Linked DNA regions of Mus musculus: all the other regions are linked to region 1. A link is a loop called in an ENCODE intact Hi-C map of the cell type or tissue named here. Cell type or tissue: left cerebral cortex. All regions are shown on one strand.

Region 1 (8,000 bases):
TCCTGGCAAGGCCTGCCCTGTGTTCCTGCTTCCCATGCCCCTCCCCTAACCTGTATACACACCTGAAGACCCTACAAGGCCTAAGCCTAAGCTACGGGTTACTTTAGCTGCCCCAGGAGTACCTTCAATTTTTCCCACGGTAACCCCAGGAGAACATGCACAGATCAAATCCCAGGAACCAAGATGTTCAATGCCATCCTCAGATACATGGAGGTCAGCCCAGGCTACCTGGGACACCACATCAATAACCTACAGTAGAGTCAAGGACAGTTTCCCTGGGTGTTGTGCCACAAACCTATGCCCCAGCATTCAGGACGCTGAAGGAGGCATGAGTTTAGGGGCCAGCCTGGTCTATATGGTGAGTTTAGGACCAGCCTTGGCTACAGAAGTTGTAAACACCCCCCCCCTTTTTTTTTTTTTTGGTTTTTCGAGACAGGGTTTCTCTGAGTAGACCTGGCTGTCCTGGAACTCACTTTGTAGACCAGTCTGGTCTCGAACTCAGAAATCCGCCTGCCTCTGCTTCCCAAGTGCTGGGACTAAAGGCGTGCACCACCACTGCCTGGCTGTAATTCTATTTCAAAAAACAAATCAGGTCTGCTGGGCTGGAGAGATGGCTCAGCGGTTAAGAGAACTGACTGTTCTTCCAAAGGTCCTGAGTTCAAATCCCAGCAACCACATGGTGGCTCACAACCATCCATAATGAGATCTGATGCCCTCTCCTGGTGTGTCTGAAAACAGCTACAGTGTACTTACATATTAACAATAAAATCTTAAAAACAAAACAAAACAAAAATAACCAGGCTGCTGAGTTTCGCCATGGCAATCTGACAACCTGTATCAAATGTGGAAGGAGGAGCCTGGTCCAGGCCAGCCAGGCTACACAACACAGAGCCCTTGTGTCAAAACCAAAAGTGCAAGGAGAGAAACAACCTCCCAAAGTTGCCCTGACTTCCATAGGCACCCATCCACGTATACACCTGAGCTACAACACAAGATCCTACATCAAAAGAGCCAGGCTCGGTGACCACCGCACTCAGGACCCACAGCAGGAGGATCTAGTGTTCAAGACCATCTTAAGCCCTTGTCTCACAAATCTAAAGTTAAAAAGAGCAAGATGGGGTTTCTTCCCACCTGGGAGTCAGTGGGTGGTGCCCTGGCTGGAGACTCACACCTATAGGCCTCCCTCTGGCACAGACAGTTCAACGTCCTTTAGTCCCCTGGTTTCCGGCTTTCACTACAGATTCAATGTGAGGTTGCATGCTGCCACTGGACTCTGACCCATGTCAGAGACTCTGGAAGATCTGTCTTTTAACAGGATGTGACCTCAATCTGTCTTGCCCTGGTGACACTGAGCTATTCCGAGGGGCAAGGGTGTGATAAGAGGCCCAGGGCAACCTGAAAGTCTGCTCCTTCAGGAGGGGAATGGAGGCTAACCAGAAAGAATGGCCCCTTGACCACTAGGTCCTAAGTGAGATCAATTTCCAAGTCTCTTTCAGAGCAGCAAGGATGGGGAGCTACCCATAACACCTAGCCTCTGATGGGAGCGCCCAAAGATGTGGCCTGGGATGGTAGTGAGCAGAGGGCGGGAATGCCAAGCATCATGCTGTCCTCATGCTGTCACCAGGTACTAGGGGAGTCCCCTCAGGACTGGGGACCAGGGCCTGCTCCTCTGCCATGTTTGTGTATGGACATAAATATACAGCCAGAGGACAGATCTGACAGCTGTGGGTCCCAGGCGTGGCTCTTTGACTGCCACCTGTTCTGAGTGTTCTGTGCCCTCTCTGCCCAGAACGGAGCCTCTTGGTGACAGTGCAGTGTATGGTGCAGAGCACAGAGAGACGGAGTCCATAGAGTCTGATGGTCCCATAGGCCTAGGGAACCTGTCCCACCACCCAAGGGTAAGCAGCCAGAGTGTCTCCTCAGGTGACCAGGTATGTTTCTGCATTTCAGGAGCTGAGTGGAGACCTGCTGAGGTTCCCCAACACCACACACCTTGAGATCAAGACACCTCCCAGGGACCAGGATGGGGACAACTTTGACCCACTGAGGTCAGAGCAATTCATGGGCAGGTTCCCACACAAGCACTACTGCCCAGCTCTGAATGTAACAGGTGACAGGGAGTGGATAGGATAGCAAAGGCATAGATGTGTCCTAACCCACAGGGCCATGCAAGATGGGCTTCCTCAGAGTGCAGCCATCCTGGCCTTCACCAGCATATCCTCTGGCCCCAGGGTTACTAACATCAGGTGGTCCTCCTCTATGGAACAGGTTATCCCTCTATAAAAGGTGCTATGGCCACCTCATGGACACCATACCACACAAGCCCCAGATTAAGGGTCTTCTCAGCTCACCAGCTCTCAGCTAAGTGCATAGACAACTCTGTGAGCTTCATGCCTATGGCTGTGCCAACATCAACTAACAGGCTCTCAGGCAAAGACTGCCCAGGGCACTGACTGGCAAGTTGATATCCAGCCTACAAGGACAGAGCTTGGGTCCAGCAAGAGCATGTACACCAAGGCCCTGGACAACAGATGTGTGGGGGAACCTGAATAAAGTCCTACCCACTTCTCCACCATGATGTAGCTCCAGGCTAGGGCTCTTTCACATGGCCCCATTTGTCCCCCAGATAACAAGAAAGCCACTGCCTGTCCTATGCCATCTTGACACCAAAGGCTACACTACAGGACACTTAATCCTACTTTTCCTCACTCCTCCCACCTGGCTTACCACACAGGCGAGAGCAGGGCCTCACCAGCCCCCAGCTGCTGTGGGTGGAAAGGGCCTAGGTGGTGCATCTCAGCAGAAAGAAGTCACACAGAATAAAAACTATCCACCATGCAGCACAGTATCTGTCCTGCCACTGAGTGAATACACATCTCTGCACAAGCATCCCTCATTCGTAAGCTCCCCAGGAACACAAATGGTCTCCTGCATTTATCTGGCACACCGCCATTTGTCCCAATTCTCAAATGGGCATGCTGGCTTCCTCAAAGATGCGGATGGGCTTGTGGGAGCAGTTCAACTACCAAACATCTTACCTACATCCTCTGCCAGAGGCAGTGACTGTATGATTACAGAAAAGCCACAACAATCCCATGATACTACAAACCATGGTGGACAGCACTGGCTGCCTGGCCTCTTGGATGTGACCACTCCAAGGTAAAATCAAAGCAGAAGAGAGGCCACCTCTCCTGAGCAAGCAGGCCCAGGAGTAAGATGCATGCAGACACTACATCTCACCCCACTAGCTTGCAGCAGGCCCTGGAGCCTAGGCTGGCTTTAGAGCATCTAGATCTGGCCCTCCCTGGGGTCCTCAGTGCTCTGCTCAGTCCATCTAGTTCCCCCCATGTCCCCTGGCTCCCAGGGTATGAGCAGGGCTCAGCCTTTGTAGGAAGGGTGGGGAATGAGCAGTGTTAGTTCAGGCCTGGGAGACACATGGCAGGCAGACAGGCACTGCATCCCTGTGATCTGGGGGTTGGGAAAGGAACCCACCAGCCAGTACCACACACCTCTGGTGCAGAGAGAGACCCGCAGACACCATTTTCCTCTACACCCAAGCAAATCCCCCGGGGCAGCCGAGGGGCCCAGACAGTGTTCACCCTAGCACCTGACTTGGTTAACACAATCTCTGTAGGCTGCTGGGGTTTCTCCTACACCAACAAGGCCTTTGTGCCTTCCACCCACCAGCTCCCACAGTCCCCCTAGACAAAGATCCCCATCTGCCTCCAGAGCCCTGAGGGATGAGCCGGAGAGGATACAGACAGGTCTCCACCTACACACCACCTCCCAGACTGCTTCCTGCAAACTGCCATTAGGAGGCCACCAAGATGAAAACCATCTGGCCCCAACTTATAAGTCCAGGACACTACAAACACCGCTCTCTGCAGACATTCTTTCTAATTCCATCTCTTATTGAAAAAGTCACAGTCACCCGTGCACAAAGTTGAGGCAGAGGGGGACCAGCAGGGGATCCGGCAGCCTGCTCAGACATCTCACCCCTCCCGCCTTGAACCGTGTGTTTCCGGAAAACAAAGCCGGTGGCCAGAGCGGAAGGGGGAGGGCGCAGGCAGCTGGGCCTAGAGTTCCCAAGCAGCTCTCAGCAACAGGTCCTCTTCCACCTAGACAGGACCCTCTGTCCCTGTCCCTAAGACCCCCAGCTCTTCTCCCTCAACAAACCATCAGGTCCACAAACAGTAAAGAGTCAGCATCAGGAAGAAGTGCTGGGAGTGTGGACGGACAGGGAGCCGAGTCCAGATGGCAGGAGGCCTGGTGACCAGGTGTTTAGAGGGATCTAGGGACAAGAAAGGGACATCGGGGGACACGGAGAAAAACGTGGGAGGGGGTTGCAGGTGAGCTGAACACCTAGGAAGGAGACACAGGAAACTTGGAAGTCAGAGCGCAGGAACAAGAATGGGGTCAAAGTGAGATGGAACACTGAGGCAGAATGCGGGGTCTCGGGGGAGGGTGACCGGAAGTGGGGACGCCTGGGTGTCGCAGGTGAGCTGAGCACCCAGGAAACAGTGCCCATTCGAATTCAGGGACCAGAGAGCCAGAGCAAAGGTGGGGTCAGGGACAGTGAGGGATACTGAGGCAGGGTGACCGGAAGTGGGGGTCGCCGGGTGCAGAAACCCAGTCAGGAAACGCAGGGTGCACACCATGCTCGACCCGGTGCGGAGTGGGGTTATCCGGGGTCAGTGGGAGTCACGGGGTCCCGACGCGGCGGGGGTGGGGCACGGCCGACCCTGCGCGCGCAACATTACCTGCGCCCCGCCTGGGGCCCGCGGGCGGCGGTGGCCGAGCTCAGCAGCGCGGCGTCCCCCGCTCCGGGCCCCGCGCACGTTCGCGCTCCGGCTCGGGCCCCCGCTCCGGCTCCCGCGCTACCGGGGCCGGCCTCGGCATGTTCGGCGGAGAGGGCCGGGCTCCGCCGCTCCGCCGCGCCCGCTCCGCGGAGCCCCCGCGCGCCTTACGCCGCCAGCGTCCGCCAGCGGGGGGCGGCGGCCTCCGCGCTCCACTGCGCAGTCGCAACCCGAGCCGCGAGAGGCGTGCGCGTTCTACGTCACAGCGCGGGGCGTGGCCTTAAGGAACGGAACGCGGCTTTACGACAGTGTGGGTACGGTATTGGAGGGGAGCGCGGCGCTTTACGACGGTCGGAGCTGTGGCTCTGAGGCGAAGGTGAAGTTTTACGACAGTGTGAAGGCGTGGCTTGAAGATGAGCGCGGTATTTTAACCACAAGGTAGGGGAGTGGCCTAGAGGCAAGTTGAGCGCTTTACGATGGTTGTGGGAGTGGCCTGCTGGTAGGGCGTAGCTTTACCACAATAGGGTGTAGGTGGGAAGAGGGGAGCGAAGCTTTATCAAAACGTAGGGGCGTGACCGAGAAGTGGACACGCCATTTTGCGACGGCGCCTGTTGGTAAGGATTCGCCGCGCTACGGCCGCCGCGCTTTGCGGACAAGCCGAGGCCGCTGGTCTGCAGGTCCCGCGGGACACCAGAGACTGATGACTACGGGAGCGTACCTGAGCTGTTTATAGGACCAGCAGCGGACCCACCCTTGTGGGGGCGGGGCTTACGCAATCCGCCTGGCAGCACCCTTTCGTTGCCATGGAGACGCGTGGCGGTCTCCCGGGCGCCAACCCACAACCATGTCTGTGACGTCACTGTCTCGCCACCTGACGTCACGGTGGGCGTTATAGAGGGGCGTGATCTCCGTGGTGGTTGAGGTTGGCGCTGGATCCGGAAGTTGTTTCCATAAAAGAAGATACTATTCTAAAATTAATGGTCCGCACCGCAGCAAAATGTCGCTTTTGGTTAGCGGCAAGTGGTCAGAGTCAGCACTGCCTGTCTCGGTTTTAATTCTTTAAAATTTTATTTTGATTTTTTTTTTAATTTTAGAGACAGCCCTACTATGTCGTTAAGGCTGCCCCCCAACTCTTCGTAATCCCTTTTGCCTCATTCATCAAGTGCTAGGATGACAGACATGACCCCCTCATCCTTAGTTTTTTTCTTCGTTCTTTTGCACGGCCATATCTTCCCAGATGCCAGAACCTCTGGGGTCCCAATCCTGCAGCAGGTCACCTGGGGCCAAATGGCAGCTCCCCTGCCAGCCTCCTGCGCCTAGCACAGGCTTTGCTTCCAACTGGCACTCAGTCGGTGCATCTTTCAACCTGCTTGTTCATGCATCACGATAATAAAGGCGGGGGGGGGGGTGGCGGCTAAGCAGGGTCCCTGTGTGAGTCCTGTGCTGCCCAAGACCCTGATGTAAGGAGGCTGGCCCCATGAACCTTGCAGCCTCTGCGGTGGACATATTATGTTGAAGGCGACAAATCTAGTTATAAATCCTCAGTCTCCGAGACTAAAAACGATGAACTATCCAGGGACTCCTCAGACCTGGGGGAGGGGAGCCCAAGTGTCAGATGATGGCATGGGTGGTGAAGTCCCAGAGAATAAATTGCTTTGGCCAGGTAGCCCCTGGAAAGGCCAGACCCCATCTTCTCCCTCATCACTTAGGGCTTAGAAGAAAAATAAAAAGCAAGGGGTGATTATGGTATCCACCGGGAAAGCTGAATGTGAAGCTTTTAAGTAGCTGAGCACACCTCCAGAAGTTGCTGGCTGTAGAGAAGTCCAACTGCAGCCTCTTTTCCCTTTCTTGCTACAACATGATTCTCTCCTGAGCTGTGGTGTGATGGTGTGTGTCTCCTCTCAAGTCTGTGTTCCGGGAGTCAGAGCAGGAGTGTGCACACGGTACTCAACCGATGTGCAATGACTGCTTGAATGAATCAGTTAATGAACACAGTCTCACAGATGTTGGAGAAGTCAAACTTTTCGTTCTGCAGACATCATGACCTTACTTTATCCCCCTACTCTTCAGGAACTCCTCCTTGGATGGGCGGGTTGGTAACTTACGTCTTCAAACCAGCGAGTGGCTGTGGAGCTGAAAGTATACAGGAGTTGAGGCCGGGATTAGAGCCGGTCCAGGCAGTAACAACACATGTGACTGTAGACCAATCGCCCTCTCTGGTCCTCAACTGTCTTCCTCTAACTTTAAGTTAATGGCAAGACCTGTGGGTACATGGTGGGAATCCAAGAGTAAATGAAACACTGCGAGCTATCTTCCCAACTAGGTACAAGAGACTGTTCTTGGCAGGGCAGTCCCTGCAGAACTTGGACCAGCCCCAGGTTGCCTGCTGCAGGCTGGGGAGTCTCGGTTTCCCTCATTTAAGACTCCCTTCTATGTTCCGATATAGACACTGAAGGTTTCGAGAAAGACTATGGATTCATCTAACAACACCCTGTTCCCATGCTTCTAAGTGGCGGATACTACGACCTCCCAATGTCAGCTGTAGTGGGGTGGAGTGTCCTCAAACCATTTCAGGGCTGCAGCTAAGGGAGTGGTATGAGCTCAAGTGGGGTGGGGAAGGAGCAAGATGGGTGAAACCACAGTTCTTGCTTTTGTGAAGCAGTGAGGGCCAGTGGGGTAACAGGGAGAAAGAAGGGGACACCTGAAGGAGGAGCTTTTGCAGTACCCAGCTCCTGGACCTCAGGACCACCCAACCTACCTTATTGGCCCAACACAATCCAATCAGATCCTCCCCTGGGATAATTTAGCCTGACCCCTTTGCCCACTCTGATTGGCCAACCCTGAGCGGATGATCCTCCCCTGACAACCATGAGGTTGTCCGGAATCCACATCTAGTCAAGTTGGAGCCCATAGACTGTAATCTCACACTGACTAGCCTGGGCTACAGAGGCCGCGTCACAAAGTCTTTTAAATGGCAGAAAGAGCCAGTGAAGTCAGCTGGAACTATTCCTGCTTATGTGCAGCTTCGATCAGGCTGCTGGCTCAGTTGCTTCTCTGAAATGCTGGCGTTTTCTCCCGTTCTTCCTGCACCTACACTGTTTGCTTGGGCTTGAGTTTGTTTTGATTGGCACTGTGCAGGTCCACATTGGCCTGAGACACACTTTCTGTGGCCCAGGGTGAGGTTTAGTTTGTGACAATTCACCA
Region 2 (8,000 bases), 51 kb before region 1:
ATTCCTGTCACCCCAGAGTAGCGATGGTTGGGGCCATGGGAAGCTTGACTCTAGATGAGAGCTAAGCAAAGACCCTGTCTCAAAACAAAACAAAACAAAACAAAAGGTTCTGGGGGCGTGGTCAGAGGTGGAGCCCCTGTCGGGGAGGAGCCACTGCATAAAAATCCCCCCCCCCCCCCCCCCCGTGAAGGGCTTTAGGGCGTGGCTCAACAATGAGTTCTGCCTTAGCAGGTGGAAAGGTCTGGGTTCTATTCCTAACCCGCTGGCAAGGAAGGAGAGAGACAGGAGGAGCCAGCCTGCTAGGAATTGGGCCAAGCGGGAAGCTGAGGCTGTTGGCCTGGGGCCCCACCTCACTTCCTGTTTTTCTTCCCTCTGTAAGATCTCCCTAAGATTCTGCTTGAACCTACAGCTCTGGTGGTCCCAGTTGGGCCTAACACCTTGGACAGTCCTAAGCCCTTTCCAAGGTTGGCCACGTCCCCTGGGAACCTGGGGTTGGGGGTAAGCTTAGGACCACCTTTCCTGACTGTCCTGGCCATGTCTATCCTTCACTCGGGCTAGACCAACCCCTCACCTGGCCAGCCAAGCCTAGTCTGTAAAGACAGAGGAAACAGAGGGTATCACACGGGCTTCCTGCAGGCATCCCTTGCCAAAGAGCCAGTGACATCCTCCTGGGGCAGAGGCTGAGCCAGTAGGGGAAGTCAGGCCTTCCTGTCACCCCAGCTCCCAACCCCCACGCTGGGAGGCCTCTGAGAGTCCCACACCGCTGGGAGCCTAGCTTGTAAACAGGCGGCTGGAGGGAGAGACTTGACAGCAGGTTGGCAGCTTGCCTGGGCACGGCAGGGCAGGGTTGAGTGAGCAGCTCCCAGTCCCTGCCTGGTGCCTATAGGGTGAACATCCCCTTCCTGTTCCTACTGGCTGCCCTTTTGAGATAAAAGTGTGGTAAAAGGCGGCTCCCTCTGAGCAGCCATGTAGACTCCAGGTGGCCATTTGCAAGTTGGAAGACGTACTTGGCTGTCAGACTCACAGAACTTTTTGCACAGGGTGTGTGCAGTGCAGGGGCCACACATCCCAGTTCTGAAGGTTTAGCCTCGTGACTGGTAAGGACTCCAGGAAGAAGTAACCCGTGTCAAGTACAGCTTCCTATCCCGTGAGCTTCCCCTGTTTCCCTATTTCTAACAGGGCTCCTGGAGGCAGTCTCAGGACAGGTCTGGATTAGGGCACAGAACTCACACCTTAACGAGGGCTTTGTAATTTGGCTTTTCTTCCCAGCATTTGAACTAAGTTGCAGGAAACAAAATAGATTAGAGCTATTTGCTGCCATCAGTGTGAACGGCTGACCCAGGTGGGCCACGCTTGAATGTGGGTGTCATGTTTTATTTGAATTGTTAGCCTGAGATAGGATCTGGCTAGGTAGCCCCAAACTACAGAGACATGCTGGCCCCCGTGGACACACACACACATGCTACAGCTAGCCACAGGTAGAAGCTATTTCTCTTACATGTGTCCCAGGAATGGGCTCAGGCTATAATTGGTGGCAAACTCCTTTAACAGCTGAGTAGAGACCCTTGTTTGAGTCTGCCAGGAATTGATCCCTGACTGCCTTGAGCTGAAGTTCTATCCCCTGCCCAAATCTGTCCAGGTAATGAACCTTGTACAGGCATGACAATCTGAATTAGAGACAAACATTTCTGCCAATGCAATCACTAATGACGACAATGAGGCTCGGGAGTCAGACAGATGACTCATAAGTTAAGCCAAACTGTTACTCTTACAGAGAACCCAGGGTACAGCCCAGCACCCACATCAGGCATCGTGTAATTTCACCTCTCTTCTGACTTTCCAGGCACCTGTATGCATAAGGCACACACACTCACACGGACGAGGACCTGTGTGAGTGCACACAAACACACAAAGAGCTGCTTGAGGTTCATGAGGCTCCAGCCTCAGTAGAGGGTGGTGGTAAAAACTTGTAGACAAACTACCCTGAAGAGGGAAAACAACCTCTTTGTGCACGGAAGCAGCCGAGGCAGCAGGCACAACGCGGTCTGACTGTATCCGAACCTGAATCGGGGATCCTAGCCCCTTCTTGTCCCAGCTATCCCCACCGAGGGCTGCAAAGGACCCAAGAGGTTCAAGAAGGGTTCATCACGGATTGCAGAGCTGGAGCACAGGACAAGGGCATCAGTATTCAGTAAAATTAGGGCTGGCTTGCCCTCCTTCGGCAGCTGAACGCGGCACCCGGCTCAAGGACAGGGAGCAGAACCTGCAGCGCGCAAGCCAGCGGGCCAACTGTGACACAGGAGAAGGCGGCCTCACGGCCCAAACTGAAGCCTTCAGTACCCTTCTGCGCAGGCGCAGGCGACTCCGGAGGCTGGTCACCAGCCTCTCCACACAGTCCTCTCCCACCCCCCAGCCAGGTCACGCGGCTGCAGTCGAGTATCTTTTCACGCTCCGCCCCCACCGTGGGAGTGCGCAGGCGCGCTTGAAGCTTCGCGCCCCACTTCCCTCGGAATCTCCCCTTCCCCCTGCCAGCTCGAAGTGCGCAGCCGTGTTTGGAGTCGCCAACACGGTCGCTGCGCAGCTCCACTCCGCTCCCCGCTAAGCTCCGCCCCTTAAACGGGAGCGCGCAGCCGTATTCTGCATTCCCCGGCGTGCTCTTCTCGCTGCGGCCTTCGACGCTCCTGGAAGCTCCGCCTCCTCTGTTCCCTGAGAAAGGCGGAGACTGGTGCGGAGGGGCGGGGTAACTTCGGGACCGCGCCTATAAAGGTGGCCGCGCCGGCCGCGCGCGCGGCTCCTCTCGGCGGCAGCGGCCCAGTGGAGGGGTCCGTGGTGGCGGTGGTGGCGGCGGTGGCGGCGGCGGCGGCGGCGACGGCGGCGGCGGCGGCGGCGGCAGCAGCAGCGGTGGCTGTGGCGGCGCTGTTCCCCGCGCAGTCCTCGGAGCGGGGTCCGGGCTGTGCTAGGTGAGGTGACGGCGCTGCGACCCCGGCCGGTGTCCGACCCCGGTGAGCGCGGCGCCAAGGGCGACATTCTCCGAGGGAGGAAGGAAGCCCGAGTCAGGCGCGGGAGCTCCGCCGAGCCCCGGCCGCCTCCGCCCGGCCGAGCGCCTCTCTCAGCCTCGGTCCTTTGTCTCCTCCGCCCGCAGGGTCGCCTCCCAAGCCGCCCCCCGGGCCCCGCGTCCCCTCCCCCGCTGGTGGGGCCCGGACTGAAGATGGTGCAGAAGAGAACAGCCGAACTTCAGGGCTTCCACCGTTCGTTCAAGGTGAGGGGTCCTGTCCGGGGGTCCCATTGCAGTGACGGGTGCGACGGATAAGCAGAGCCTACTCGGGAGGCTGGTGCAGGGCTTGGGAGGGGTGCTTGCATTGGACTTTTGTGCTGGAGGTGGTGGGGGTCAGCAGGCCGCAGCCCTGTCCCCATCCTCCTAGTAGCTCTCTCTTCTAGGACCCTCAACCCCCACCCCCAGGCTTGTGATTGGTGGCTCTGTGTCCCTTGCAGTTAGCCCGATCACAGTCGTCTGTTTCTGTGTGTGATCCTAGGCAAATCGAGTGTTTCTGTTCCTTGCAACTTCCAGGCCTGTCTTGTGCTGGTTGGGAGAGTCAGTAAGCTGCAGCCTTGCTTCTAGCTGCCTACTAACTCTTCATGAACTGCCCCAGGCTCCCCTGTGATCTGTGGCTGTGTCCCTAGCAGTTTCTCAGCCCGGGCTTTCCTACCTCTGTATGTGGTCTCTGATGGACTTTACATTTGTTTCCTGCAGTGTGTGCTTGTTGCAGGCTACAACCTGTCCCCGGCTGCCTAGTAGCTCTTTCTTTCAGGACCCACTCCCACCACTGATTGGTGGCTCTATGTCCCTCGCCATCAGCCTGATCTCAGTCTTGTGCTCCCCACCCACTTTCTGTATGTGATCCCACACTTTCTGTGTCCCCCAGGTTGGCCTTGTTCTGGATGAAAGCACGTCAGCAGGTCCTAGCTCTCTCTTTTGTGAGCTCCCCTAGGTTGGCTTGTGGTCAGTGGCTGGATGTTCCTTGCAGTCTCTCAGCCCCGTCTCCCCTACTTCTGTGTATATAGTTCCAGGGAAACCCTGTATCTGTCCACTGTAGTCTCAAGCTGGCCTGTGCGGTTGGTTGGGATCAGAGGGGATGAAGCCTTGTTGGGGAAACCCTTTGGCACATGGGTATGCTTTGCCCCACTGCAACCTCCACACTTGGTGGTGGCCTGTGGAGACCTTCCCTCAAGACACCCCAGGCCCAAAGTGTTATTTCTTATCAGAACAGGAAGTTTCTGTAGTGTTATTAATGGTGGCTGATTGAGTCTTACCTTAGATGAGTATATCTGGGGGTGGTGAAGGTGGGCAGGGTGCTAGGCAGAGCCCCCTACTTGGGGCCTGGCCTAAAGGACGCAGTGATGTCAGCCTGCCCACCCCACCCAGAAGGCTGGATTATGTAATGGCTTCCTGGGGCAGGGACCTGTTGCCCTGTAGAGAAGGCAAGAGTGTGTATGTGTGTGCCTGCACCCCTGTGGGAGGGGCATGCAGATAGGGAAGAATTCCCAGGCCTGTCCAGCCAGTGCCCCTGGCCAACTGCCCCACCCCTGCCTCAAATGCCTGTTATCCTTGGCCAGCTTGATTTGGGGCTGAGCAGGAACGAGAGATGGACCCAAGAATGTCACCTACAGTGGGTTTTTTTTTTTTGCCCTCCTGGGGCTTTGCTTGAGCCTAGAGGGTCAGCAAGGCTGCCAAAGCAAACCCTGGCTTTCTAGATGGTTCGAGCCGCCTCCTGCCAGGCCTGCTGACTCAAGGCCCTCAGCCAGACCCAGGGGAGGCTGGCTGGACCAGACTGGACTGCCCACACAGCACTTGGGACTGCAAGCTGCCCTCTGCGTGGCCACTGTGGGGCTCTGCACTGAGCTGGGACTGTGGGGAGCTGGCTGTTAGGCAGCCTTGTAGGTGGCCAGGGACTGGTACCTCAACTCCCTCCTGGGACCCCACCCTATGAGGCTGCTTCTGGAAGCCAGGCTACTGCTGCTCAGGTAGCCTCAGTCTGCAGCTAGTCAGATAGCACACACACCCGCCAGGCCGCCTGCTTTATTACCTGGGTTTCTGGTTTTCTTTCTGGAGTTTTAAGAGGTACTGGTGATGGAGTCTGGGGCCTCATGCCTGCCAGACAGGTGCTCTATGAACTCAGCTAGAGCCCAGCCCTGTTTTCCTGTCTTTAATGTGCAAGCTGGAAGACTGTAAGCTAGCGCTTGGGGATCTCCCTGAAAGGTGTGCTCCAGCCAGCCAATCCCTGTGCTAGGTTCTGGCTGTCCCATGTGTCCCAGTCTTCAGCTAGGGGGACAGTGACTATAATGTCAGAGGTTCTACTGGACCCCTGTCACCCTTGTAAGGTTCCCAGAGCTGGGGACAGCCCTTCCCTGTCTCTCATGACAGTATACTTAGAGGAAGGTCACCAGGCTGTGGTCATGGAGCAGGTGCCCTGGCTAGCCTTTGGTCTCAAACCTGGTTTACCTCCCCTTCTGTAGCTCACCAATCCCCCACCTTGTGTGGTGCAGGTTGATGCCCGGGCCTTGCAGGCAGCGAGTTTTATCAGAGCACTGGGGTTGTGTGCCCTGTTCCCCATGACCTGCTAGTGTGCCCCTTTTGTGCCAGTCTCCTAGTGGCGATTCTCTGTTCTGGGAGCAGAACAGCTTATAAGGTGTACCAATGTTGCTCTCTGGCTGTGTGCTGCTGGTCTCCAGGTATCTGGCCCCTTCTGCTGTAGCCCCTTGGGGTCTCCCTAGGGTTCTGTCGAGAGACTTTTCTCCCAGATAACCCTCTTGTCAGCCCCTCCCACTGTGGATATTAAGAAAGGGGTGATTTAAACCACGTTCCCCACACCCACCTGCAGCCCATGCCTTGTTCTCTGGGTAGGTTATTCCCTCTAAAGCTAGAGTTTGCCTCAGTCTCCCAGCTTGCGCACTACACCGAGGTGCCAGCAGCAGCCATCATGAGGACGTGTTTTGTTTCAGCATGCTCCTGTTCAAACCAGGTTTCTCTGGCCTTTAGCTCCCACCTCTCCTGAGCAGTCTTAAGGTCTTCCACATATCTGGCAGCTAGGTCCTTTGGTGTCTTACTTGAACTATAAGTATGAATTTGAACCCTGGCTGCCCAGAGAAGGACCTTTAGACATTGCAGGTTATGGACTGGGCATAGCCCTGTACACTCATACCATTGGGTGCCTTGTCTGTGAGCCCCTTACCAGTGGCTACGTGTACCAAATTGGTGGCCCCTGGAGTAGGCAGTCCTCCAGAGATAGAGGCTTTGGATACACAGAGCAAATTGAAAGGGTCCCTGCCCCTGACCTCCAGAGCCTTTCCACAGTCAGGTACCGCATTTACATTCCCTGAGAGGTTGCAACATAGGGAGGAGAAATGGTGTTCTCCCTTGCTACAGGGAAACTGAGGCCCAAAAGCCAAGGGTGTGGCCCTGAGATAACCTAGGAGGCTGTGGGAAAACAAGCTGGCAGCCCTGCCCCAGGCTCTCCTGCCAATGTCCCCACCTTTGATCCCACGCCTGTCCCTTAGGCCAGCCCTCAGTCAGCTGGCTGGACAAGCGTTCCCATGCTACCCATGAACAGATGAGGTGGGCCATGTGGTTTAGACTTCCTGTCAGTCAGCCCCAGGCTGGAGAGAAAGGTCACGTTCCCCAGTCAGGAGACAGGATCCCTTGGTGTGGTGGGCATGACTGGGTCGTTCTCTGTGGGGTGTCTCTGGCCTCCTCCTACCCCATACTAGTAACAGAAGCAGGTGACAGCCACATGGCCCACTGTCTCCTAGTAAAACCCCTGAGTCGGTATTCTATGGACTCCAAGGGACTCTGCCTCCCTTCCACAGTTCTGTGCCACTGAGGCTCTGAGACACTCCTGTGATGCCTCCGTGCTGGGTGAGGAGCAGCCGTAGCCTGCTGCAGCCTGTGTGCCTGTAGGGCGGCCAGCTGCTCTTGGTCTCAGCACTGTGACGGGGTGATCATTTATACAGGTTGCTGCACATTTGGGGCATTCTGGCAGAACCACCCTGAACATGTTCCCCTTCAACAGGGGCAGAATCCTTTCGAGTTGGCCTTCTCCTTAGACCTCGCCCAGCACAGGGACTCTGACTTCAGCCCACAGTGTGAAGCCCGACCTGGTGAGCCCCCAGGAGGTGGACAGGACATGGGGTCTCTGGGGAAGTAGGCTAAGGCAGACTACATACCATCTGGGTCTCTCTTCTCTACAGACATGCCTTCCAGCCAGCCCATTGACATCCCAGATGCCAAGAAGAGAGGCCGGAAAAAGAAGCGCTGTCGGGCTACTGACAGCTTCTCAGGCAGGTTCGAAGGTGAGCTGCAGAGAGCTGCCAGCTCCTCTGGGGAAGGGACGCTGGGCTATAGTCCCTTACCTCTCCACTCGCATTCCAGATGTCTATCAGCTGCAGGAGGATGTGCTGGGGGAAGGTGCTCACGCTCGTGTGCAGACCTGTGTCAATCTCATCACCAACCAGGAATATGCTGTCAAGGTAAGCTGGGGTCTGCCCCCAGAGGCCAGTGGCCTTTGAGTCCTCAGATGACAGCCTCAGAAAACCAGTGTCTAAAAATGGCCCTAAGACTTGTGACTGGCCACCTTGGGAATCCAGGTCAGACCTAGAGTCATAGAAAGGCACAATGACAGCTGGCCCTTGATCACTCCATGTTCTGGAGGCTAGCAAGCCCTAGCGTGGCTATCAAGAACTGGAAACTTATGTCAGAGACCATGCTGGCCCACCTGTCCCTAAGGCTGGGCCTCTGCCTCTAAGGGTGACTGGCCTAACTAAGGCTTACAAACCGATGCAGGTCCCCAAGAGAATCCTGTGTGCCTTTGCCACTCCTGTATATACCTAGAGCCTTGCCAGGCCCTGATGTAGCCTCCTGACCCTGTAGGGCCAACCAGTCACCCTCATGACCAGGGAAGCCTGGTGCCTGTCAGGGTGAGGCTGCCGCTCTGGATAGTGGCTTC
Region 3 (8,000 bases), 58 kb after region 1:
AACCACAAGATGAGGCCTGGTGTTGTGGGGGCCTCCTGAGGACCAGAGAGCTTGGTTGGGCTGGCGGGGACCGGGGCGAGGCCAATAGGGCGGTGGGAGTGGTTTGTGGAGGAAGTTGCCTAGTAGGCCCGCCCCTGTCCAGCAGTAATTGCTGTGTGACTGGCTCTACTCCCTGAGGCCACGCCCCTAGGCGCTCTGCCCTCCCCCTCAGGAATTGAATTTAAGCTAAGTTTGGAATTGCTGCCTGACCTTTCCTACCTCTGTAGAGTATGAGATCGCGAAGCTGCACCCCAGCTTCAGATCCACGGGCTGAAACTAGCTTGGGCCTGATGATTCAAAATTGCAGGTGGCCCAGGGTGTCGGGGAAGGACCTGGAGAAACGTTCTTTCTGTGCGATTTGGACACTGTTGGGAGCACATCTGAGGACCTGTTAAGTTGGTCAGAAGACGACAGAGTGGTGTCCAAAGAGACACAGGCTAGCCAGGGGCATGGTGGCCCAGTGTTTGGGAGGCTAGATTGCCTTCAGTTCTAGGCTAGATGGTGCAGCTACCAAGACCCCACCCTCCCACAGACCTATAGGACTGCGGAATGTAGCTCGATGGGCAGAATACTCCCCCAGCAGGCCCTGGGTTCTGAATACCAGCCAGGTTCGGTGGCCCATGCCTGTCATTCTAGTGGAGGAGATGGAAGCAAGGTGACAAGGAGTGTTGATTAGGGCCACTTGTATAGCTGGACCCATCCCCTGCCCGCGCTCACGTGCTCACTGGTTACTCTTCCTTGTCCAGGTGAGCGGCCCTTTGCCTGCGACTGGCCTGGCTGTGACAAGAAGTTCGCCCGTTCTGATGAGCTGGCCCGCCACCACCGGACGCACACCGGGGAGAAGCGCTTCCCCTGCCCCCTGTGTACCAAGCGGTTCACCCGAAGCGACCACCTGACCAAGCACGCCCGGCGACATCCCGGCTTCCGCCCGGAACTCCTGCGACGACCTGGTGCCCGCAGCGTCTCGCCCAGCGACTCGCTGCCCTGCAGCTTGGCTGGAAGCCCCACACCTAGCCCTGTCCCCAGCCCAGCTCCTGCTGGCTTGTAGAGCCCTGACGTGTCCACCCTGAGTGGCCTCCTTACTGGGCCTCAGCAGGGATTTCTATCAAGGGACACATCTGTCCTCTGGAGAGCCTGTGTCCTGGAGTTCCAGCCCACCTCAAGAAAGCAGCAAGGGGACTGAGAATGGACTTGGGTCACCTGGGGGGCCTGGGAGGTGGCCTCAGGTTCTGTCTGTAAATAGCCATGGTTAACTGTCCTGTCCCCTCTGCAGGGACCCCAAATGGGCAGTTGGCAGGCCCCCCCATCCCTTCCTGCCACCCTCTGCTTTCCCTCCTGGGTGGCGTTGGGCATGAAGCCTACCCCACTCCTTGTCTTCAGCCCCCTAGTCACCCCTCCAGGTTGGGACACAGGTACACAGAGCCATAGGTGACTGGGGCTTCCCATGGGCCCCTACCTGTCCCCACTCCACTGAAAGCCATTGGCGGAAGTTCAGGGAAATGGGGGGGGTGCAGCCTGGCTGACCCCCTTCCATGGGTACTCAAATCTCAGGTGTCCATAGGTTCTGCCCTCAATAAGGGCCCCCCACTCCCAGCCCCAGGGGTACAGGAGACCCACAGTTTTCAGAGAACTTAGGGCTGTGGGGTACAGGTGGGGCACGTGGAGGTGCATCCCCCACATCCCCGCTCACCTTGGGTGTGGTGCTGGGCAGATGGGAAAGAAATTATTTATTGTCCTCTCTGACTGCTGGTGTGGGGGGGCCTGGCTCCCCCTATCTGGGTGTGCATATGTGTGAGAGAGACAGTGGGTGTCTGGTGCCTGGGGCTTAGCCTCCTTACTCCCACTGGGTTAGGGTCCCTGAGTTTGGCCTTTGTGGCATTGCGTCTCAGACAATCTATAGGACCCCTGCGGCCATCGGGCTATGGATACAGGGCTCTGGTCTGCCGTCATGTGCTCCACACTCTCGGGTGTCTGCAGAGGGTGGCCTTGGACTCCAGGATTGGGAACAGGGCGTTCAGCTCCTGGACCTTCTGGGGTAGCTCGGGTTTTTTTTTTTTTTGCACAGGATAGATTTATTTTTTTCAGGCTCTGAGTTCCATGTTCCAGTGGGGGTCCCCTTGTGTGGCCGTCATCCTCAGGGGTGAGTGGGGAAGGTCTCAGGAGAGTCTACAGTAGGATCCTCTACTACTGCAGACTGGATTTCTTTTCTAGAAAGGCAATTAGGGATTGCCACACACACACCAAGAAATTGGGGACACAGAGAAAGTTGAGCTGCCCTGTGTTGGCTGTGGGGGGTTTACTGGCATTCCCATTTGTTCCAGAATCTTCCATCATGAAATGAGGGAGGCTTTGGGTAATGCTACCTTTACCTGAGCCTACATGAGGGAGGTCACCCTTCTGGAGCTGGGCTGAGGGCCCTGGGCCAGCTCCTCTCCTGGGTACTTCCATTTGCCCCTTCTCTTTGGCCACAGAAATGAGATGCCTTAGTTTGCAGGGTGGGTGGGGGGCTGGGGCCAATTCTTTTTGTCTTTTGGATGTATCTTGCTTCATCCCAGCTCCTGCTGGTCTCCTGTCCTTCCTGTAAACAGGGGGAAAGGACTGAGGTTCTTAGGAGTTAACTCCATAAGCAATCAGAGCTTTTCCGTGATGTCCTCCCCCAGCCCCCCAACTTCAGGTTCTGATTGATAACTGGGACTTGGGTCTAACCATTGAAGGGTGATGAACGCAGGGCAGGCAGGACAAGGGTCCTAAGGGATTTATTTGTTCTTTCTGTAGGGGGCACCTCTCCTCCATTCCGCCTGGCCTCTCACCCATATATTTAAATTAAAGAAGCCCTTTTTAAAAACCTGCCCTTCTGTCTGTCTGATTGGTACTCATGATCCCTAGGGTCCCCAGCTACATCCTGGGGGAACTGAGGCAGCCTGCCTATATACTCCAGCTGTGCTAGTACCCTCTGAGGCCCTGGGGGGGGGGGCTGCCTACAGTAGCATGCACAATTCAGTCACCCACGCCTGGTGCAGCTGCGCACCCGCCTGCCCCGTTACCCAGCAACCAGAGCTTGGTGACAGGGTGCCTGGGGGCGTCCGCTTCCCGCCCCCTTCTGGAGCCAGCAGGGGAGGTGGGGGTGGGGACGGACCCCTAGAGCTGCACATAGTGGGAGGAACTAACAAGCTTTAGTCAAAAGGTCCCTCAAGACCTCCCCCACCACGCAAGCCATTCTTGTTATGTCAAGTTGAATGCCTACTGCATATACTCTTAGAATTAGGTTGGTGCAGAATAAGGGGTGTGAGCGGGGATTTAAGAGGCTGAGAGCTTTTATGAACCAATGAGACCTTAAATCCCTGTTTGAGAAAAAGACATCAGATCCCAGAGGTCTGCTGAGCTCTGGGACCTGGAACAACGGGGTGGGGTGGAGTTGAGTCGCCCCATTGCACCTGCTGTGCCAGAGGAGGTGCTGTGCTCCACCTAGTGGCCAACGCTAGAACTGCGAGTATGTTGGCTCAGGGCGGCCACTCCCCTGGTGTAGCCTTCCACCCTGCAGGGTCTCCAAATGGGCTCCTCCTGGAGCGCTTGGGTGGGGCGAACCCCTAGCCTTTGTGCTATTCATACCATCCTGCATAGGTATCCATGAGCCCATTGGCTTCTCCAGCTCCTTCATGGTTCTCTGACCCACTTTGGGGTCCTCTATACTTCCTATCAGATTTTGGCTTCCTTTGGACCAAAAACCATCTTGAATCACCCACCACCTGCAACTCGATCAAGGGGAGGACATCACGGAAAAGCTCCAACTGCTTATGGAGTTAACTCCCAAGGACCTCAGACCTTTCCCCCTGTTTACAGGAAGCACAGGAGACCAGCAGGAGCTGGCATGAAGCAAGATACATCCAAAAGACACAAGAATTTCCAGGGCCGCCTTCGGATGCCCGTGTGCTCCATCTCTGCGCCTGCCATGGTGTCCCCATGCCTTGTCACAGTGTGGTCCTTGTACCATTCAGAGTCTCTGCAGTTTCGTGCTATGCAGTTGAATGGTGAAAGCTTGTTTAGCATGTACGCGGCCCTCAGTTCCACAAATGTGGTTAGCTATCCGCTCCAACAGCAGAACCGCAAATGCTGTTAGCTCCCCAGAACTCTGCCTCTAGTAATTTTTTAACACTTTCGATGGTGCTGGAGACGGAATCCAGAACTTTGCATATATTAAAGAGGGTCTCAACTGCTGGCCACGCCCCCACCGCCTCACTGAGGGATTCTAGAAGGAGCTGCTCCCCCCCACACACACACTATATGCACCAACTACATACTCTTGCCTTTTTCTGCTTTATTGCCCCGACTAATTCCAGAACATTCTTTTATGCCTAAATAAGCTCTTACTCCATAAGCTGTACCCTCCCCTTCCTAGCCATCATTCTTAAGTCTGCACCCCAAGTTCTGGATGTTTTCTGTGGAGTCCCTTACTCCCTTGGCCTTTTGTGTTGGTTCTCTCACCAAACATCTCCACACCAGTGAGTGGTCTCGACTCCTTTGGGAGTCCAACAGCCCTTTCACATGGGTCACTAAGACAGATTTACATTACGATTCATAACAGTAGCAAAGTTACTGTTACAAAGTAGCAATGAAAGACTTTAATGGCTGGTGTCACCACATGAGTAACTACATGTATTAAAGGGTCTCAGTAAGGTGTTGGCAACCACTCTATATTGTCATGTGTCACAGCCATTCTTCAGTTTAGGACTGAGCAAGACTCCCGTGTTCATCATTCATTTGTCAATGCACAGATTGTGAATTGAATTTAAAATTGGCTTCTGTGATTAGTGCTGATATGAACACGCATATTTAAGTTCCTGGGTGGCTGTGTGCTTTTTTTTTTTTTTTTTTTTTCTCGTTTTTCGAGGACAGGGTTTTTCTGTATAGCCCTGGCTGTCCTGGAACTCACTCTGTAGACCAGGCTGGCCTCGAACTCAGAGATCCGCCTGCCTCTGCCTCCCGAGTGCTGGGATCAAAGGCGTGCTCCACCACTGCCCGGCTAGTGGTGTGCTTTTTATCTTTGTTGGTAAGCACCTAAAGGTACTTGGCCAGCTCTGTGGTCTCCCATCTCCATTTCTGAGCTTATTTCAGAGATCCTTCTGAGAAGAGTGTGGCAGAACAACCCCCTTACAGGCCCCTAGTGAGGAATTGGGGGCATGGTCAGGTTGGATCCCCGCCTAGGATTCCAACCTCCTCCCAAAAACAAAACAAAACCAACAAACAAGAAACAAGCCCAACTTGTTCTGGAAGCGCTGTATTGTTCCTTCCTCTGCCTATGTTTCTCTTCATGATCATAAGTGTGGCTAAGGTGGGCACGGCAGGGCTGGGGAGGTGGAGCCACAAGGATCAGAGGTTCAACATCATTTTCACTGCTTAGAATGTTCACAGCAGCCTACCGATAAAAAACCAACAAAACCCCAAACATAATAGCCTAGGGGGTCTGTCATTCTCAGCTACTCAGGAGGCCAGGTAAGATGGTTGAGTTCAAGGCCAAGAAAAGGAAAACACATGTCAAGCCACCATCATTCAGCAGTGATGAGTTGGACAACAGCGCCAGATGCAGAAAGATTTGGATCTTTCTTTCGAACTCCCGGGTGAGTGAGCAGACAGGTGCTGTGCTGCAGGTTGTCTTGCCGGGACACCAGCTCTGGACCTCTGGTCTGACAGAGGTCGGAGATGAGACATACATTATCCTGATAACTATATTCGCAGAGGCTGAGTTATATGTGACAGTACTGAGAAGTAACCATGCCTGGGTCGGCTCCCTTTGCTCTTCTACCGTGCGTGAGAAGCAATCTCTGTACTGTTTCAGGCTCTTTGCCAAATAACTTTGTTGGGAAAAGGCCACATCTGGAACACCTCTTGCTGATCTTGGTGCCCTGCTGCTAGGCTGACTGTATTTCTATAGAGGGACCCTGCCTTGGGGTCACCTACAGCTCCTGCTTTTGGACCCCAAATTACAGCTGCCCTGTCACCGCCCCCTTCAGTTGTTGATAATAGTTGTATAAAGGCACACAGAATATGAAAGTGCACTTAAACCTCATTTCCATGTATAGCTCAGCACCATGAAGCTCATTCGAAGGCTATGCTTCAGCTTCCACCATCCATCTCCATAGCTCCCAATCTGACGCTCTGGCTCCAGTGATTCCAACAATGTCCTGGGGAGTGGGAAGCTGAGGGAGTCCAGAGATGTTGAAAAACATCTTTATTGGTGGGTGGTGGTGTGGCACGACTACAGTCCTGTCACACAAGAGGCAGAGGCAGGCAGGTCTTTGTGAGGTTTAGGCCAGCCTGGTCTACAGAGTGAGTTCCAGGATATCTAGGGCCACACAGAGAAACTGTGTCTCAGAAAAACAAACAAGCCAGGTGTGGTAGCACACGCCTTTAATCCCAGCACTTGGGAGGCAGAGGCAGGCAGGTTTCTGAGTTCGAGGCCAGCCTGGTCTAGAGTGAGTTCCAGGACAGCCAGGGTGATACAGAGAAACCCTGTCTTGAAAAAACAAAACAAAACAAACAAACAAAAAAAACCCCAGAAAAACAAAACAAAACCAGCTTTTATTTATTTTAAAATACCAGTTTCCAGGTAACCCAGGTTGGCCCTGAGTTCTCTGTGTAACTGAGAATGATCTGAGTCAATCTCTCACCTCTATTTCCACTGTACTGAGACTATAGGTGTGTTCCCACCTCTGTCTCCACTGTACTGAGACTATAGGTGTGTTCCCACCTCTGTCTCCACTGTACTGAGATTACAGGTGTGCTCCCACCTCGACCTCCACTGGACTGAGACTATAGGTGTACACCACCAGAATTGCTTTTGAGGCTGTGTAATAACCCAGGGCCTATGTCATATGTTCGTCATGCACCAGTGCTTATCCAGGTGACTTCTCTCTGTGAGAATTGTTAAATGCTGGTAGAATACCCTTCCAAAATTGCATGTGTTGGCTCAAGTCTGTAATCCTAGGATCCCAGAGGCTGAGGCAGATGGATTTTATAGATTTGAAAATGAGATGAGCCTGGAGTGCAGAAGGAGAATCTTTTAAAATAAACACCAAATAAATTGATTAAAAATTTAAAAAGCAGGCGGCCATGGTGACTCAGGCCTGTAATCTTAGCATTTAGGAAAACTGTCAGAAGTCCAAGATCAGTCTAGGCTACAGTGCCAGACCCTGTCCAGACAAACAGAAAGAGGGGTTCTGGGGATGTTGCTCAGTGACTGGAGTAACTGTCTAGCAAGCACAAGGCTTTGCGTTTCATCTCCAGCACTGTGTAATGGGCAAGTCCATCCAGTCTGTGTTACATGAGACCTTACCTCAATCAAAAGCAAAACAGAAAAGCGGTTGGGGAGAGGGCTCAGTGGGTTAGAAAGCTGTGCACAGGTCTCAGGACCTGAGTTCTAATCCCCAGCACCCATTTAAAGCTGGGTATGACCAGGTGAGTGCCACCCTAGGCTTTGGGGTGGAGGCAAGCAGATGCTGGGAGCTTGCTAGCCAGCCTGCCCAGCTGAAGTACTTCAGTGAAGAAGCCTGTCTTAAAGGAAAGAAAATGGAAGACTAAACAAAGGGGTGGGAAGCTGTATGCTCCTCTAACCTCTGCATGCGGGTGCACAGTGTCGCCTCCCTCCAAACACCCCAGAACAAAGCAAAAACAAAAAAACAAAAAAACAAAAAAAAAAAAATCAAATATATTTCCAGAGTGTAGCTTAGTTGGAGTGCCCTTGTCTAGTGTATGTATCTAGGCACGGCAAAAAGAAAAAAGAAATGCCCCACTGATACCCCTCGTGGTTAGGTGACTATTTGAGCATCAATTAGGTAGGTTTCTCAGGATAGGCACCTCAGCCAATTAAGACCCTGGCTAGAGAGTTGGCTCAGTGGTGAAGAGCACTTACAGCAATTGGAGACTTGGGTTCGGTTCCCAGTACTCACATGACCGTTCATAACCAT

What was found. Hi-C counts contacts between places; a loop is a spot of excess contacts. Peaks named below come from ENCODE experiments on the same cell type or tissue, not always from the same donor. Only the 100,000 strongest peaks of a DNase experiment are listed, where the experiment ranks them.
Region 2: it touches region 1 in a loop (5-fold over the local background); 15 of 42 quality-filtered maps call a loop at or near these places.
Region 3: it touches region 1 in a loop (3-fold over the local background); 13 of 42 quality-filtered maps call a loop at or near these places.

What each region holds. Positions count from the first base shown.
Region 1 is chr10:80,619,711-80,627,710 of GRCm38, reverse strand. Gm31298 (a long non-coding RNA gene) reads left to right here and starts at 4,964. Exons shown (of 3, transcript XR_871877.3): 1 at 4,964-5,234. It also overlaps a transcript of Csnk1g2 not described here. In left cerebral cortex, CTCF peaks have their summits at 724 (motif pointing left), 3,821 and 5,836; DNase peaks (open chromatin) are centred at 5,559, 6,038, 6,383, 6,631 and 5 more places; H3K4me3 peaks cover 3,477 bases; H3K27ac peaks cover 3,506 bases.
Region 2 is chr10:80,671,083-80,679,082 of GRCm38, reverse strand. Mknk2 (MAP kinase-interacting serine/threonine kinase 2) reads left to right here and starts at 2,790. Exons shown (of 14, transcript NM_021462.4): 1 at 2,790-3,002; 2 at 3,143-3,259; 3 at 7,068-7,155; 4 at 7,246-7,347; 5 at 7,427-7,524. The coding sequence starts at 3,209. In left cerebral cortex, no CTCF peak of the experiment used is centred here; DNase peaks (open chromatin) are centred at 3,342, 3,530, 4,389, 4,977 and 3 more places; H3K4me3 peaks cover 3,899 bases; H3K27ac peaks cover 5,307 bases.
Region 3 is chr10:80,562,008-80,570,007 of GRCm38, reverse strand. Klf16 (Kruppel-like factor 16) reads left to right here. Exons shown (of 2, transcript NM_078477.2): 2 at 786-2,887. The coding sequence ends at 1,087. It also overlaps a transcript of Rexo1 not described here. Among named protein-coding and RNA genes, the nearest start is that of Rexo1, 4.4 kb to the right of the region's middle. In left cerebral cortex, a CTCF peak has its summit at 3,515 (motif pointing left); DNase peaks (open chromatin) are centred at 150, 3,105 and 3,482; H3K4me3 peaks cover 1,383 bases; H3K27ac peaks cover 3,715 bases.